2 separate regions of the Homo sapiens genome follow, and region 2 is linked to region 1. Evidence: chromatin loops called from intact Hi-C (ENCODE). Cell type or tissue: Calu3. All regions are shown on one strand.

What was found. Peaks named below come from ENCODE experiments on the same cell type or tissue, not always from the same donor. Only the 100,000 strongest peaks of a DNase experiment are listed, where the experiment ranks them.
Region 2: a loop joins it to region 1, with 6 times the contacts of the local background. A loop is called at or near these places in 3 of 110 quality-filtered maps.

Annotation. Positions count from the first base shown.
Region 1 is chr11:5,888,461-5,896,460 of GRCh38, reverse strand. OR52E5 (olfactory receptor family 52 subfamily E member 5) reads right to left here and starts at 3,253. Exons shown (of 3, transcript NM_001005166.5): 1 at 3,191-3,253; 2 at 748-829. The region is part of intron 2 of LOC112268071 (a long non-coding RNA gene); the gene reads left to right. In Calu3, no CTCF peak of the experiment used is centred here; no DNase peak of the experiment used is centred here.
Region 2 is chr11:6,349,537-6,357,536 of GRCh38, reverse strand. No RefSeq gene overlaps it. Among named protein-coding and RNA genes, the nearest start is that of CAVIN3, 33 kb to the right of the region's middle. In Calu3, a CTCF peak has its summit at 3,945 (motif pointing right); a DNase peak (open chromatin) is centred at 4,006.

The DNA of each region.
Region 1 (8,000 bases):
CAAATTTTTTCTTCTTCTCTGATTTTTTTTTTTTTTTTTTGACACAGTGTCCCACTCTGTCGCCCAGGTTGGAGTGCAGTGGTGCTATCTCAGCTCACTGCAAGCTCCACCTCTCGGGTTCACGCCATTCTCCTGCCTCAGCCTCCTGAGTAGCTGGGACTACAGGTGCCTGCCACCACGCCCGGCTAATTTTTTTTTTTTTTTTTTTTTTTTTAGTAGAGACGAGGTTTCACCATGTTAGCCAGGATGGTCTTGATGTCTTGATCTCCTGACCTCGTGATCTGCTCGCCTCAGCCTCCCAAAGTCTTCTCTGATTATTATACCCTGTTCTGTTTTTAAAATCTCTATTTATATTCCTACCTACATTTTAGTTTTTCTACTTTTCTTTTCTTTCTTTTTCTTTCTTCTTTTTGAGATGGAGTCTCTCTCTGTTTCCCAGGCTGGAGTACACTGGCACAATCTCAGCTCACTGCAACCTCCACCACTTGGGTAGAAGCGATTCTCCTGCCTCACCTTCCTGAGTAGCTAGGATTACAGGTGCCCACCACCACGCCCGGCTAATTTTTGTATTTTTAGTAGAGACAAGGCCAGGCTGGCCTTGAACTCATGACCTCAGCTGATCTGCCTGCCTCAGCCTATCAAAGTGGTGGGATTACAGGCGTAAGCCGCCACACCTGGCCTATTTCTGTTTTCACTGATATACATAGACTAACATTGTTCATCTGAATTATTACCAAATTGTCTTACTTGGTTTTTCAGTTATTGTGTTTCCTCCAATGTAATGCTTCCGCAGGGGTCAACCATAAATGCCAATAAGATGATCATCCTGCTAATGGTGGAATACAATGATTAGCTTAAAACATTAAATTTATTCATGGCTATTTACAAAGATTAAAAAATAGAGGTTATATATCACAATATGATTAATTGTATTAATGAATAAGCTATAGAGAATTTTGTTTGCAGAAAAATTAAAGTACAGAGCTAAATTATTTAATCTGTCACTGAAATAAGGAAGAATAAAGAATACCTAAATTTGGTAGAATTAAGAGTGCAATGGAGAAAAATCAGCCAAAGGAACAAAATTTATGTTTAATTTTATATTTTCACTGTTTCCTGTGAATATAAATCCAGCTTTTCTTTTGTGATATGCAATTTCAAATCCAACAGCTATTATTTTTCACCTTAAGACAGTGCTTGTTACAAGAATTTTATTTTCTAAAATATTAGCTTTGGAGAATTGTATTGTTCACTTAAAGTAATTTTGGTGTAGGACTTTGAATTTCCTGACATTGTCACAGCCATTTAATTCACCATGGCCTTAGCAATCTTTTCATAATTAAACACAACAACTGAAAAAAATGTGTAGTGGTTCTCTTGTCAGTGAAGTAAAACATTTCTACACTCAAAGTCTAAAGCAATCTTTTCTTTACATTGAGTCCGCAATTAAAATAATTTTTGAAATCAGATTATCATAAGTATTTTCTGAGAACACAAACTATGGCCCATGGACCAAATCTGGCCCACCATTTGTTTTTGTAAATTAAATTTTATTGGGGCAAAATTATTCTCATTCATTTATGTATTGTCTGTGGCTGCTTTTAATCTACAATGGAAGATCTGAGGAGTTGTGACTGAGATCTCATGGCAGGAAAATATTAAAAATATTAACTCTCTCTCTCTTTATAGAAAAAGGGCACCGACCCCTGAGCCATAAGAATAAAATTTCAGTAGTGCTCCATATCCTTATGAAAAAAGTCTTTATTCCATAAAATGCAGTGAAGAATCTTAAACATTAATTTTAACCTATCTTTACAGTATTATCATCTCCACACTGCAGTCAAACTGCACTTCAAACTTTCTGCATGCTTTCTTCTCTATGTCTTTCTTCATATTTCCTCTTATGAGGAGACTTTCCTGTCTAGCTTTAGTCACCACTATAGTACATAGCCTAGATTTATTAACATACAATCTACATAGCCTGCCTCAATCTGCTTATTTCAAGATTATCCATTCTTTTTTTTCCTATTTTTCCAAAGGCCAATCTATCTTTCTGTTACGTGAGTTATCAGCGGTTTTCAAAATGAGTTCCCTGGACCAATAGCATCAGCATCACCTGGTAACTTGTTATAAATGACATTTCTTGGACACTAACTAAGACCACCTTAATCAGAAGCTCTTGAAGAGGGGTCCAGTAATCTGTTAAAAAGCCCTCCAGGTGATTCTGATGCTTATTCCAATTTGAGAACCACTGGCGAATATCTACCACTAGGTTATAATTTCTTTGAAGGCAAAACTAGTGTCATATTTATCTCCATGATAACATGATTTTTTTAATGCCAGGATCCACAAATGGCTATTGAAAGTTGAGTGCAAATAATAATCTTCCCTATTGTTATATATAGTATTTTAGATTGAATTCCTAAAAACATATCTGAGATAGAGAATGGCGGGCAGAAAGATTTTTGAGAAAGGCTCTGGGAAAATATGCTTATAAAGAAGCCAGGAAGGTAGGATTGGATCAGAAGACAAACTTCTTTATCATGTAGTTACATCTGAAGCCTCAAATGATACGATATGAAGCTCTGGAGATGGTTTGATCTCTCTAAGTTGTCCCACACACACAAAAAAAGTAAGCCTTTTTTATTTTTTTTGTATTTCTATATTATCTAGTTGTTGGCAATGGGCCACACTGTGTGATGCGACATGACCTCAGATGAGGCAGTTCCTTGGATCTGAGGGCAATTCCAGGGACGGGTGAAAATTTGAGGTTTCAGCATCTGAGATTCCTAACAACTAGTCATAGGTGCATAGGTCTTGAAAAGCAGACCACACAGCTATAACCAGGGAATGATCTGTTAACATCCTTCTCATCTTCATGAAATGCTCTTTTTTTTTTAATTTTAAAACACTTATCCTTCTCTTTTCCTTTAACTCTCAGAATGCTCTTTGAAGTTTGTTTACTGCTTTTCTTCCTTTATCATGTCCTTAAGTAATAGTCTGTTCTTGACTACAGCTATGAATTTGGGTTTTTCTTAACTACTATCTCTTTCTCTTGCTACTTCCTTAGAAGATGGCCCTATCTACAGAGACTCTGGCCGAGTCACTGGAGCTCCATCATCCCACAAATCACTTTAGTTACTGTCATTGAGGACCCTCTTTCAGCATAACCAGGAGCTGACTCACCTACCTCTGCCCCGCATCTGAGAAATTGTCTGTGAAGGACCGGATACCCCAGACTGCAACCTGTATGCGACATAGTTCTTACTATTCAGAGCCAAGGAGTTATATGAGAATTCTTGTCCCCTGGGAAGGGCTTCCCTAAAGTGTGGGCTGTGTCACTGGACCTGGAGAGAAAACAGAAAATTTCCCTACTCCTGAGGATAGGGCTCTAGGTTATCTTGTCAGAGATACCTTCTGCTTGCTGATGATCTGTGCATCCTCTAGTGGGTACATTCCCTGCACAGGTCCCAGGGGTCTATTCAGTTAGAGGCATAATGACCTCACACTTACACCTTAAATCTGACTGTGGTATCAGGTGATTAGTTACTCTTGACAGAGAGGCAAGAAAAGAGCCCTGTAAGAAGGAACCCAGCATCGCCTTAAAGTCATCTCTGAAATATATGTACATTAATAAATGGCAGAGATAGAATTCTAACTTCAGTTTCCAATTCATGAGATATATCTGTTACAAGAATTACATTCCATGATTTTTGTGAGTGTGTAATGCATCTAACACGATACATAATATTAATAGAAATATCAAAATGAATATATATATATACAGAAAGAAAAGCAGTTTAACCTACAGATTAAGAACATGATCTTTTGATTCTCTTATTCTGTGATCTTGTTCAATTACATTTGCCATTCTAAGTCTTGGTTTTCTCAAATGGAAAATGAGAAAAAATTATATCAATATTGTAACAGTATAATAAGGTAATGTCTGGAAGGTGCTCAACACTTACTTGTTAGAAATTAATTAATACATTAACACTGGCTATGCATTTTCACAAATCTTTTACAACATTATCTCTGAAGTTAACACTTTGGAGTTAGGCAACATAAATTTAAATATTTTTTTCTTAGATTCTGTAGCTGGGAAAACATTTCTTAACCTCTATCAGCTTCTTGTTCCTTCTTATAGATTCACAAGGCTGACGGAAATGACAAAACACATTTCACACTTTTTTTTTCAGAGTAAGTGAGATCATGCATTTGACTAGAACAGCAGAGTGTTTGACAATATATCTAAATATTATTAAATGGACATTATTTCTATTCCTTATTTGAAGTAGAATTTTTGGTGTTCAATAACATAAATAAATATTCAGTAGAAAAAGTTATTTACCTTTTTAGTTCATTAGATTGTTCATTTAAATGACTGTCATTTATTTGTTCAGGAAATGTATTTATTGGTACACATGGACATAAAGATGGGAACAGCAGACACTGGGGACTACTAAAGGTGGGAGAGAGGCCGAGGACAAGGGTTGAAAAACTACTTATAGGGTAATATGCTTACCACCTGCGTATATTAGTTCATTTTCACGTTGCTATAAGTAAATATCTGAGGCTGGGTCATTTATAAAGAAAAGAGATTTAATTGACTTACAGTTCCACATGGCTGGGAAGGCCTCAGTAAACTTAACAGTCATGGCGGAAGGGGAAGAGGCACATCTTACAGGGCAGCAGGTGAGAGAGAAAGAGAATGCCCGTGCAGGGGGAGCTGTCAAACACTTAAAAAAACATCAGATCTCATGATAACTCACTATCATGAGAACAGCATGGGGGAAACCAACCCTGCAATCCAATCACCTCCCAACAGGTCCCAACCCTAATGTGGGGATTATGCGGACAATTCAAGATGAGATTTGGGTGGGAACACAGAGCCTAACCATATCAGTGGGTGATGGGATCATTCATACCCCAAACTTCAGAATCACACAATCTACCCATGTCACAAACCCACACATGTAGCCCCTAAATCTAAGAGTTGAAATTACAAAATAAATAAATAAATTTTACAAAAAAGTATTTATTTTTACCACTAGATGTCAGTCATGCTCATCCTACAAGCCAATGTTCCTTGATTCAACCTTCTTTTATTGAGCTCCTGATATGAATTAGACAACATAATAATTAGATGCTCATTAAATACAGGCTAAATCAGCAAGTGCCATTTGAGCATTATGTATACGTGAAAGTCAAATCAGCTACATTTCTTGAACATGAGCTATTGTGCTAACTAAGTTTTCAAGATATTTTTGTTATATCTCTATTTGTATACCTCTGAGTTCAAAATCATTTCTTCAGGGAGCTTTGATTTCTTTTACAATAAAAGAATGTAAAGGATGAAAAGTTAGTGACTTTTCTTGATTATTTCTAATGTTTCCTATAAAATTGGATATATCTTACTATGCATTATCATATTGATCTTTTTGAATTACAATATTAATTAAAGCTTTGGAAAGCCCAAAGTTTTCCTTAATACCCATGAATCTTATAAACCACATAGAAGAATACCCCTAGCATATAAAATGTTCTTTCATTTTACTTTTGGCCTTACAGAGAGAATACTCTAAAATTATGAGAAAACTAAGAATATGCCTGGTGATTATTCCATTACTTTTTTATTCTCATTTCAATTCTCAGTGCAAACATACTAGATTATATTTCACAGTATATTAGTCCAAATGATTTTTTATCAGCATTATAATTCTTGGGCTGTCTAAAAGAATACAAAAAAATTCAAAATGATTCTAAGAGGATTCTGAGAACAAAAAGGAGAGTATCTAATGCTACAAATAAATAAATACTGAAATAAATAGCACACAATAGTAATTGAAAGGAGAATATATAAAAATATTGGCCGCCTCATGTTTGTTCAGAATTTTCCTCCAGCCCTTTGTTTATGTGGGCCAATGTGCTGGAGATCTCCTTTCGGCCTCTCTAGGTCCATTCTATACTCTGTGTCCTAAGAGATTCATGACTATGTACTGTATCAATAGCCTCTTTTGTCCCATAGAATCTGCTTGGGTTCAGAAAATAGGAAGCACCAGCAGGTGAGGGGGAAGTGAGTGAGGTCGAGATATTTATTCTGGTTCCCACCTGCTCCTTCATTGCAGGTGACCTGCAGGTCACCACGGGCTCTGTGAGTACCTCCAAATAAATTGCAACTTCTATCTGCAATGCTCTCTGGGCCTCCAGATGCCAGGAACTCCTTCTCCTCTTTGGACCCCAGAGTAAACATTCCCACACTTACTATCCTTATAGTCTCTTGTGGAATTTCTAAACTGTGCCTATATATTTGTCTTAGTTTAAGGGGTCAGCTTGAGTTTGCTAACTATGCTTTCTAGAACCTTCACTAATATTGCCAATAAGCAGCCTTAGATTTTCCTGTAGATTCTTCTATTTAAACTTACTTTTATCACATGTAATAATATACAATACATAATATATGATATTATATATAGATGCTCCTTAACTTACAATGGGGTTATGCTGCAATAAACCCATGATAATTTGAAAATATTTTATGGCTGAATAGTACTCCGTTGTATATATGTACCACATTTTCTTTATCCATTCATCTGTTGATGGACATTTAGGTTGCTTCCAAATCTTAGCTATTGTAAACAGTGCTGCAACAAACACTGGAGTGCTGATATCTCTTCTATATATTGATTTTCTTCCTTTTGTTTGTATACCCAGCAGTGGGATTGCTGGATTATGATGTGGTTATTACACATTTCATGCTTGTATCAAAACATCTCATGTACTCCATAAATATATGCACTTACTGTGTATCCATAAAAATTAAAAAAGAAACAAATCCATTGAAAATATTGTTCAATATTTTGAAGGCATTATTCTTGAGCAGGACAATGGATAATGCAGCATCCAAAGTAATGATGCAATTAGCATGAAATAAATGGAATTTGGAAATGCAAGAGGTAAGAAGATCTAGATTGTCTTCAAGAGACATGACATTGTTAGTAATAACAATGGTATTACAGACACCTTACCAGGGGTTGATCTTGGCTTTATTCCATTGTAAGTCAAGGAAAGTACTGAATGCATATACTCAAACTATTCTAAAGTCAAAAAATTGTCCAATTAAAACATTGTAAATCAAGGATCATCTGTATATTTATAAATATCCATGTGTATATAGAAACATGTATAAGTATAGGTAAAATTTACTGCTCTTATTGTTTATTTTGAAATAGGTAGTTTTATCTTTGGATTCTAATTTCTTAAGACTTTTGAACTACATTCAAATATATCTCAAAGTAGCTAATTTTGTAGTTGTTGGAAAAGAATAATAGATACTTCACAAGCGAATATTTTAAAATGGCCCATAAGAGCTAAAAATATACTTGACATCATTATTAGTTATTAGAGAAATAAAAATTAAAACTGCAATGGGATAATGCTTTTTACTCACTAGAGTAGCTAAATTCAAATGACTGACAACACCAAATGTTGGTGGGAATGTCGAGCAATTGGGATTTTCATATTTTGTTGGTAGAAGTGTAAAATGGTGAAATCACTTTGGAAAACTGTTGAGAATTTTCTTCAAATTTGGCACCAGAAAAATGGAAAAGTCTGCAGGCATCTGGAATTTTAAAAAGGTTTTTTTGGGAAACCAGGATAATATAGCAAGGCTCTGACTGATATAGGAGTTATGGATCAATAAACCAATTGAATGGAGCAATGTTGGAACATATTCAAGAAGATACTGTATCTGAATTGAACTTCATGGAAGTTTATTTTCAGTTACACTGAATTATGTCTGTTCCCAAAGTGCTGGTGGGTAACATAAAGTTAGAGATAAACAGCATTAATATTCTCACACTTACTATCCCATAAGAGTCTATGAGCTAGGCTGGTTTCCATATTCTGTAGAATACCGTGTGATGCATAAAGGGTTCCTAAGGAGAAGGATTGCTTGACGGGGTGAGCAAGGTTTATGGAAAATGGCATAGTCTTCGAAT
Region 2 (8,000 bases), 460 kb before region 1:
GATCAGGACATCTCACTGGGAGGCCACATTGGAGAGATGGCGTGACATCATTATTGCCTCAGGGCCAAAAGCCCCGATTCATACTTGCGACTCTCTCCTGCCAGGCCTCCCACTCAGCTCCCTTTCTGGTCTAAAGATTGTGACTCATCCTCAGCCGTGCACGGCGGCCATTCTCAATCTTTTCTCCACCACCCACACACAATGGATGACAACCATATTCATACGCACTCTCAAAGGTTAAACCCAATTTTATCGAAACCCTGGAAGAATTTTGGAAGGAAATCAAAGCCAATGGCAAAAATAACTATTACATTTCAATGCAATACGATGACTTGAAAATGACATGACAATTGGTGTGTTAGCAATCTTCCTACCACTGCTGGGTGCACGTGTAGCAAAGGTTTTGGAGAAGCAATTCCTGAGAGCTGGCTGTGATGCCACTCCCTCTTCTCCCCAGTTAGTGATGGGGACATTATTATAGGGGTAACTTAGTGTGTCACTGTTAAGCCTCATGCATGTATTTTTAATAGCAGTTATTGGGGCTTATTGTGTATCTGTTTACATGTCTGTTTTCACAAATAAACTTTTCTGTTAATTACTGTATCTTTAGCATCCAGCACAGTGCCTAACATTAATCAAGAGGTAATGATTAAACAAATGAGTGAACAAATCCACTTTGCCGTGAAGCCTGTATGCCCCTTGCTCTGACTCGAAGAAATTCTGCCTTTCCTGTCTTCCAATCTCTGGCCAGCCCACCAGCAGCACTCTGCAACATTTTATAAACACAGTTTGCCTTCTTGTTTGACCTGTTGGTGCTAGTCCAATATGTCACCCCTGACACCTTGGCCCTGTTTTCTGGACGTCTTTACTCAACACTTCTGTTTTTTTCCAGTCCTCAAGAGTCTTTGAGATATTCTCAAGAACTGGAGACTGAGAGGTTTCTTTTAACTCTCCCCTCCCTAGCAGGACCTCTGGGTTGGCTCTCCACATCGATTTTGAATATTTGACAGTAGATTTATCCCTTATCCACTTATTTTATAGCACCCAGAGCATGTAGCGCAGGCCTAAACAAATATTAAGTCCATCTCCTTTGTAGTATATATCACATTTTCCTTCTTTCTTTTTTTTTTTTGAGACGGTGTCTTGCTCGATAGCCCAGGCTGGAGTGCAGTGGCACGATCTCGGCTCACCACAACCTCCGTCTCCCGGGTTCGAGCAATTCTCCTGTCTCAGCCTCCTGAGTAGCTCGGACTACAGGCACGTGCCACCACGACCAGCTAATTTTTTTTTTTTTGTATTTTTACTAGAGATGGGGTTTCACCTTGTTGGTCAGGCTGGTCTCTAATTCCTGACCTCAGGTGATCCATCTGCCTTGGCCTCCCAAAGTGCTGGGATTACAGGCATAAGCCACCACGCCCGGCTATGTATCACATTTTCTATTAAATAAATAATCATACAGTTTGTCTAACAGCTGTGTCTCCTAATTGGAGGTGAGTTTCACAAGGACATGAATTTTATATATATATATGAATTATATATATATAAATTATATATATATGAATTATATATATAATTCATATATATATATGAATTATATATATAAATTATATATATATGAATTATATATATAAATTATATATATATGAATTATATATAAATTATATATATATGAATTATATATATATAAATTATATATATAAATTATATATATATATAAATTATATATATATATATATTTTTTTTTTTTTGAGACAGAGTCTCACTCTGTTGCCCAGGCTTGAGTGCAGTGGCACGATCTCGGCTCACTGCAACCTCTGCTTCCTGGGTTCAAGCAATTCTCTGCCTCAGCCTCCTGAGTAACTGGGATTACAGGCGTCCGCCACCATGCCCAGCTAATTTTTTGTATTTTTAGTAGAGACGGGGTTTCACCATCTTAGCCAGGCTGGTCTTGAACTCCTGACCCCGTGAGCTACCCACCTTGGCCTCCCAAAGTGATGAATTCTATTTTATACACTGTTGTTTCCCCAATACCTTGCACAAGGCTCAATACGCAGGGGAGCTCAATAAGGATGTGTGGTAAGAATGAATGAATGAATGAATGAATGAATGAATAATGAATGCATTGACTGAATGGCTGACTTGTTATGCTTTTGATTAATGGGATGGTTTTGGTTTTTCTTCTGAAAAAAGGCCTTAATGCTGAAGGTTCTGTTTGTAGATGGAAAAACAGGCCTTAGGGGCAGCTGGCAAACAAGAACAGTGGTTAATGTTTAAAGGAACTCCATGGGCAGCTCAAATGCAGGGAGCCCAGCATGAGTTAAAACAGAGGAAAAAATGGCTCTGGGAAGAGGGGGAACAGGAATAGGGATGGTGAATCACAATTTCCTATATCTGGCCACCAAGTTTTCCTGTAATTTGTATTTACTTTAGACCCTGTACTAAGTTCCCAGAGGATTTGGGGTAAAAGTGGAAGCTGGTTTGTTTACGTTACACTGTTCATGTGGATTAGTGTGTGGCAGAAACATTTTGGAGGGTTATTGCTAATCATCCCTGATGTATGTGGGCTGGGGCTGGAGTGGCCAAAGCCGGCCTTTTGGGGGACAACCCTGGGATTGCACCAATTAGCCCAGCAGGGCCCACTCCTCCTCATGAGACCTGGGCGCAGCTGTGGCCCCTCTCTGGACAAAGGGCACAGGGATGGAGCAGAAGGCAGAGCCCTGGAGATAAGAGGCTTCTCAGGGGAGCAGAGAGAGGGAAGCGGAAGACAGTTGGGTGGCCTGAGGGGACCTGCCCAGTTCTTGTTATGCTCACTAGGCCTTAATTAAAGACCTTTGGTCATGCAGCTCTTAGTGATGGTCAGGGTCCCTGAGGAATGGGGCTGATCAAGACTGTTAAAGGTCTAAACACATTAAAGATTATGTTTGGTTTCTACATGTTATTCAAAACAAAATGGTATAGGCCATAAAATAAATACAAAGAAAGTTAATAAAATGTATCCCACGATGGTCATACTGATGGCCTTTTGCAAATATTGAATTCTTTAAAAATTTGTTTTCCTGTTTTGTGGTTTCTGCTTTCATAATGCCATAGCTCTTTCTTATCAGCTTATTGAAGAATCCATCCCTGATGAGGGGTCTGAGGGAGGGTTCCTGTCAATGAAACTTGAATGAAAACTAGAGAAATCTGAGTCCTCAGCTCACGGAGAAGCAGAGTGAGGACCCCAATCATTGATGGGCTCAGTGAGGACCCTGGTTACTGAGGGGCCTGAGTGAGGGTCCCTGGGAGGCCTGTGAAGGAGACTGTGGTCACTGAGGGGGCTGAGCTGAGGCACTGTTGTTGAGGTGTCTCAGAGAAGGTCCTTAGTTACTGAAAACTGGGGTGAGGGTAGGCTCTGGTCCATGACGAGCCTAAACATGATGCTCTGGTCATTGGGGACCTGTGGAAAAATCCCTGATCACTGAGGGGTCTGAGTCAAGGGCCCTACTTACTAAGGGCCTGGGTGGAGACATCTGGTCACCAAAGCCTGAAGGAGAGGGTCCTGTCACAAATTCTTACAGGTGATCAGAGGTTTCTGAGTGAGAGGCTCTATTACTGAGAGGGACAAGGAGGATGCTTGTGTCACTGACTTAGGGTGACCAGCTCCTGATGAAACTGAGGGTGGGGTCCCTGGCTCTCAGAGGGTTGAAGAAAGGGCTCTGGACACTGAGACATGACTGAGGGTATTCGGTCAACGGGAAGTATAAATGAGGGGCTTTCCCTAGCAAGCATGGGCTCACATAGGTGGGACAAACTGCCCAATGTGGGATCTGGTAGCTGAGATTTCACGGCAGGGTTAAACCACAGTGGTCCTTAATTCTTCCTCCCTCTTCCTCCTTCGGCCTGACCTGCAGGTCTTCTAGATACCAGTAGATGGCACTGCAACCTCACATGTGGAGGGGGCAGCTGGCTTAGGTCCCAAGGTGGGTCCCAAGTGCAAGCAGGTGAGAAGTGAGAGAGGAAATTAGTTGCCCTTCTGACCAGATTCCCTGGAGTCAGGGGAGAATCAGGCTTGACAGCTTAGATCCCCTAAGCACAGCCACCTAGAGGCCAAATCCTGTTATCACAGACCAACTAGTTCCAAATGCACTGTGACTTTTTATGTTGGATTCATTCATACGTTTTTTTTTCCAGCAAGTGTACATCCAATATATGATAGAATTTGAGTTAGGTGCTGAGGATACAAGGGTGATTAAGCAAGGTCACTATTTTTAGAAGCTCATGGTGTCAGAGGTGAAAATTAATATAAATAAAATAATTACAATAAATGTGATAAGGATTGAAGAACAAGGATATGCACAATGCTTTGGAGGCCCAGGGAAGGTCTGAATATACAGTTTAAGGAGGTTGTGAAAGTGTGAGGAGGAAGAGGTGACATTGAAACAGGGTCTCAAAGCATGAACAGGGATTTTGTTTGTGAGGCACACATGAGGGAAGGTATCTGGGGCAGGAGCAAATGTGTGAGTAAGGATGTGGGGTGTGTGAGAGAGCCTGGGGTGTCAAGGGATCTCCATGCGGTCCAAAACATCTAGGAAATATGGAACACTATAGGGGTGGGCTGGGAGGATGGTGAGGAGGAGGAATGACATATAGATATGGGGGAAGATCATTAAGAATCTTATACCCATATTTAATTTAAGGCTTTGGTCGTGGTTCTTAAACGGATAAAAAATCAGGAGAATTTTCTACAGGCAGATGAAATATTCTGGTTTCTGTTTAATTACTTTGGTAGCCAAGTTGTAATTAGAGGAGGGATGGACTGCAGGCAGAGACCCAACTAGGCAACCAAGTTAGAATTTATGAGAGTTAAATAAAGAAGGATGTTGCAGAAAAGAAAACAGATCTGAGGGGTGTTTAGGAGGGAGGATGAGCAGGATTTTGTGTCAAAATAGACATGAAAAGTAAGGGAGAACGAGGAATGTAGAAAAATAATAAATGTTAACATTTATTAAACATTTAACATCTGTAATACTTTATCTCAATAATCATAACAGCACTCTCTAAGGTAGGAAATATTACCCCTATTTTCGGATGAGGCAACTGGAGCTCACAGAGGCTACATGATTTGTCTAAGACCACACAGCTAGTTCTGTCCCCTGCCTGGTTTTCCTATGTTAAACCTTTTCTCTCTCCAGATTCCCCTCCAGAGTGAGATTTAGGAAATCCTTCCTTAAAATCCTCCAGCGGCTCCCTATTGTGTACTTCACAGTTGCATCAACCTTTCTCCACCTCATTCTAAAGATCAGGCAGGTAGGACTGCTGGCAACTCCCCAAAGTGCTAACCTTCCTTGCCTGTGTGCACTTTTCTATGTGGTACACTGCTGACAACTCCCCAAAGTGCTAACCTTTCTCGTCTGTGTGCCCTTGTATATGTGCTGCAGTGCTGACAACTCCCCAAAGGGCTAATCTTTCTTGCCTTGTGCACTTGTGTGTGTGCTGCCATGCTGATGCACATTCCAGCTGACACCTTCACACATGCTGGCTCCTTCTGCCTCATCCGCACCTCCCTCCTACCCACTGACCTGATTAACTTATACTTGTCTTTTGAATCTTAACTTAAATGTCGTTTCCTCAGGGTAGTTTTTTATGACTCACCCTCAAGTCCATGAGGTTAGGTCTATGTATAATGTACTGTCACAGCATTTAGTACTTTTCTTTCATAGATCACAATTATAATGAAGTCACTATTTTCATAATTACTAGCTTAACGTCAGTTTCTTCCACTGGATTATTTTCATTTTTTGAGGTGATGGAGGGGCTACTTGAGGGGTATTCATAGCAGCTTTGTTGTAGCAACAAAAATACCATGAATTAGTTACATAAAATGTGATTAAATATTCCTTATAATGAAATATTATGCAGCCATTAAAATGAATGAGAGCTCATGCCACCCTCCCTCAATTTCCATCCAGGCCCTGTTGACAGAAGAGAAGACTCAAGCCTGATTTGCAGATAGCTCTGCATAGGACACAGCTACCAGACAGAAATGGCCAGAGGGAAGGGAAGCCCAACTTTCATCCTTCCGGGAATAACACCTTTCCTGGGGACAGGTTTACACTGATTTCTGGGTGGTGTCTGGTGATTTTGTCAGAGTGGGAAGAGCTAATGCAAGGCATATATTGGAGTTAATCACTTTTGTGAGCAACTGAGCTCTATCTGCTGGATCTTATGAGAATAAGTGTAAGATGTTCCATTTATTTATTTATTTAGACAAGGTCCTCCTGCTCTGTCGCCTAGGCCGGAGTGCAGTGACTATAGCTCACTGTAATTTTGAATTACCAGGCTTAAGTGATCTTCCCACTTAAGCCTCCCAAAGTCCTGGGATTATAGGTACAGCCACCATGCCTGGCCTGCATTTGTGTATCTCCTGGCCTTACCCCTCCTTAGTCAAGGGTTGCCTCTTGGGTGTTAGCTGCCTCACAGTTTGAGGTTGTGTATGCAGGAGTGTGCCCTAGGCAAAAAGTGAAGTTGAGTCAGGCTGCTGACAGATTCCCTCTACAGGAGGCTGGTTGCCATCCTGCTTCCTGATCAACTGGCTGGAGAAAAAGATAAGCCAAGAAGATGCGGGTTGGGACCAAAGGATGCATCTGATACATCAATCAAGTCTTCTTCCCTAAACTTCCCAGTTTTTGCCCAATGGCTTCATGAATAAATTGGCAATGAGATTCGGAATGTTAACTAGGTTTTGGCTCATAATAGAATTCTCTTGGCTGTGTCTTATTTGGCTACTGCCACAGCCAAATATGCAAATTGCCAATTAACAGTGACAAACTCTTAATCCATATTATGAGACCATAATTTAATGGGATCAGCCAGCTAATGCTACCAGCTAGATTGTTTTTAGGCATGTTTCATTACATAGGTGACAGACATTTGTCCTCATTGGAATAGACACTTATTCTGAATTTGGGTGTTACTTCTCCATTTGTCACACTCCTGCCAGCACTGACATCTGCGAACTTACTGAAAGTCTTATGTATTGTCATGGAGTCATATATACTGTTATATCTTGTTATCAGTTATTTAATGCTGCATAACAAGCCATCCCAAAACATAGTGGCTTAAAACAGTAACCATATATTATTGCCCATGAATCTGTGGGTCACCATGTTGATCAGCTGCAGGTTGACTGGTCTAGGATGGCCTCACTCACATGTCTGGTGGTTGGCTGGCTGATGGCTGGGTGACATGGGAGACTGGGACATGTGTCTCATCAAGCATCAAGTTACCCTGGTGTTATTTACATGGCAGGGTCAGGTTTCCAAAAGAGAGACCAGAAGTTTGAAGCATACATTCAGAAATAGTATGATGACACTTCTGCTGCATTCTATTGGCCAAAGCAAACCATAAGGCCAGTCTAGATTCAGTGTGTGAGGAAACAGACTTTCTTGATGGAAGGATTGAAAAGTCACATTTCAAAAAGTATGGATACAGGGAGGCAGGGGAAGCATAGGGTCTTTTTTTTTTTTTTTTTGAGACTGAGTCTTGCTCTGTTGCCCAGGTTGGAGTGCAGTGGAGCGATCTCAGCTCACTGCAAGCTCCGCCTCCCGGGTTCTCACCATTCTCCTGCCTCAGCCTCCAGCGTAGCTGGGACTACAGGTGCTCGCCACCACGCCTGGCTATTTTTTTTTTGTATTTTTAGTAGAGATGGGGTTTCACTGTGTTAGCCAGGAATGTCTGGATCTCCTGACCTTTTTTTGTATTTTTAGTAGAGATGGGGTTTCACTGTGTTAGCCAGGAATGTCTGGATCTCCTGACCTTCTGATCCGCCCACCTCAGCCTCCCAAAGTGCTGGGATTACAGGCGTGAGCCACAGCACCCGGCCAGGGTCCATTTTTACAGTTAATGTATCACAGCTCTGTCAAGAAATTTTTCATAGAAAAAGAAGTAAGGCAAAGAACCAATGTCCATGCCATTCATTGATTTCATTATGGGACCTACAGTGGATTGAACTGTGTTCTTCA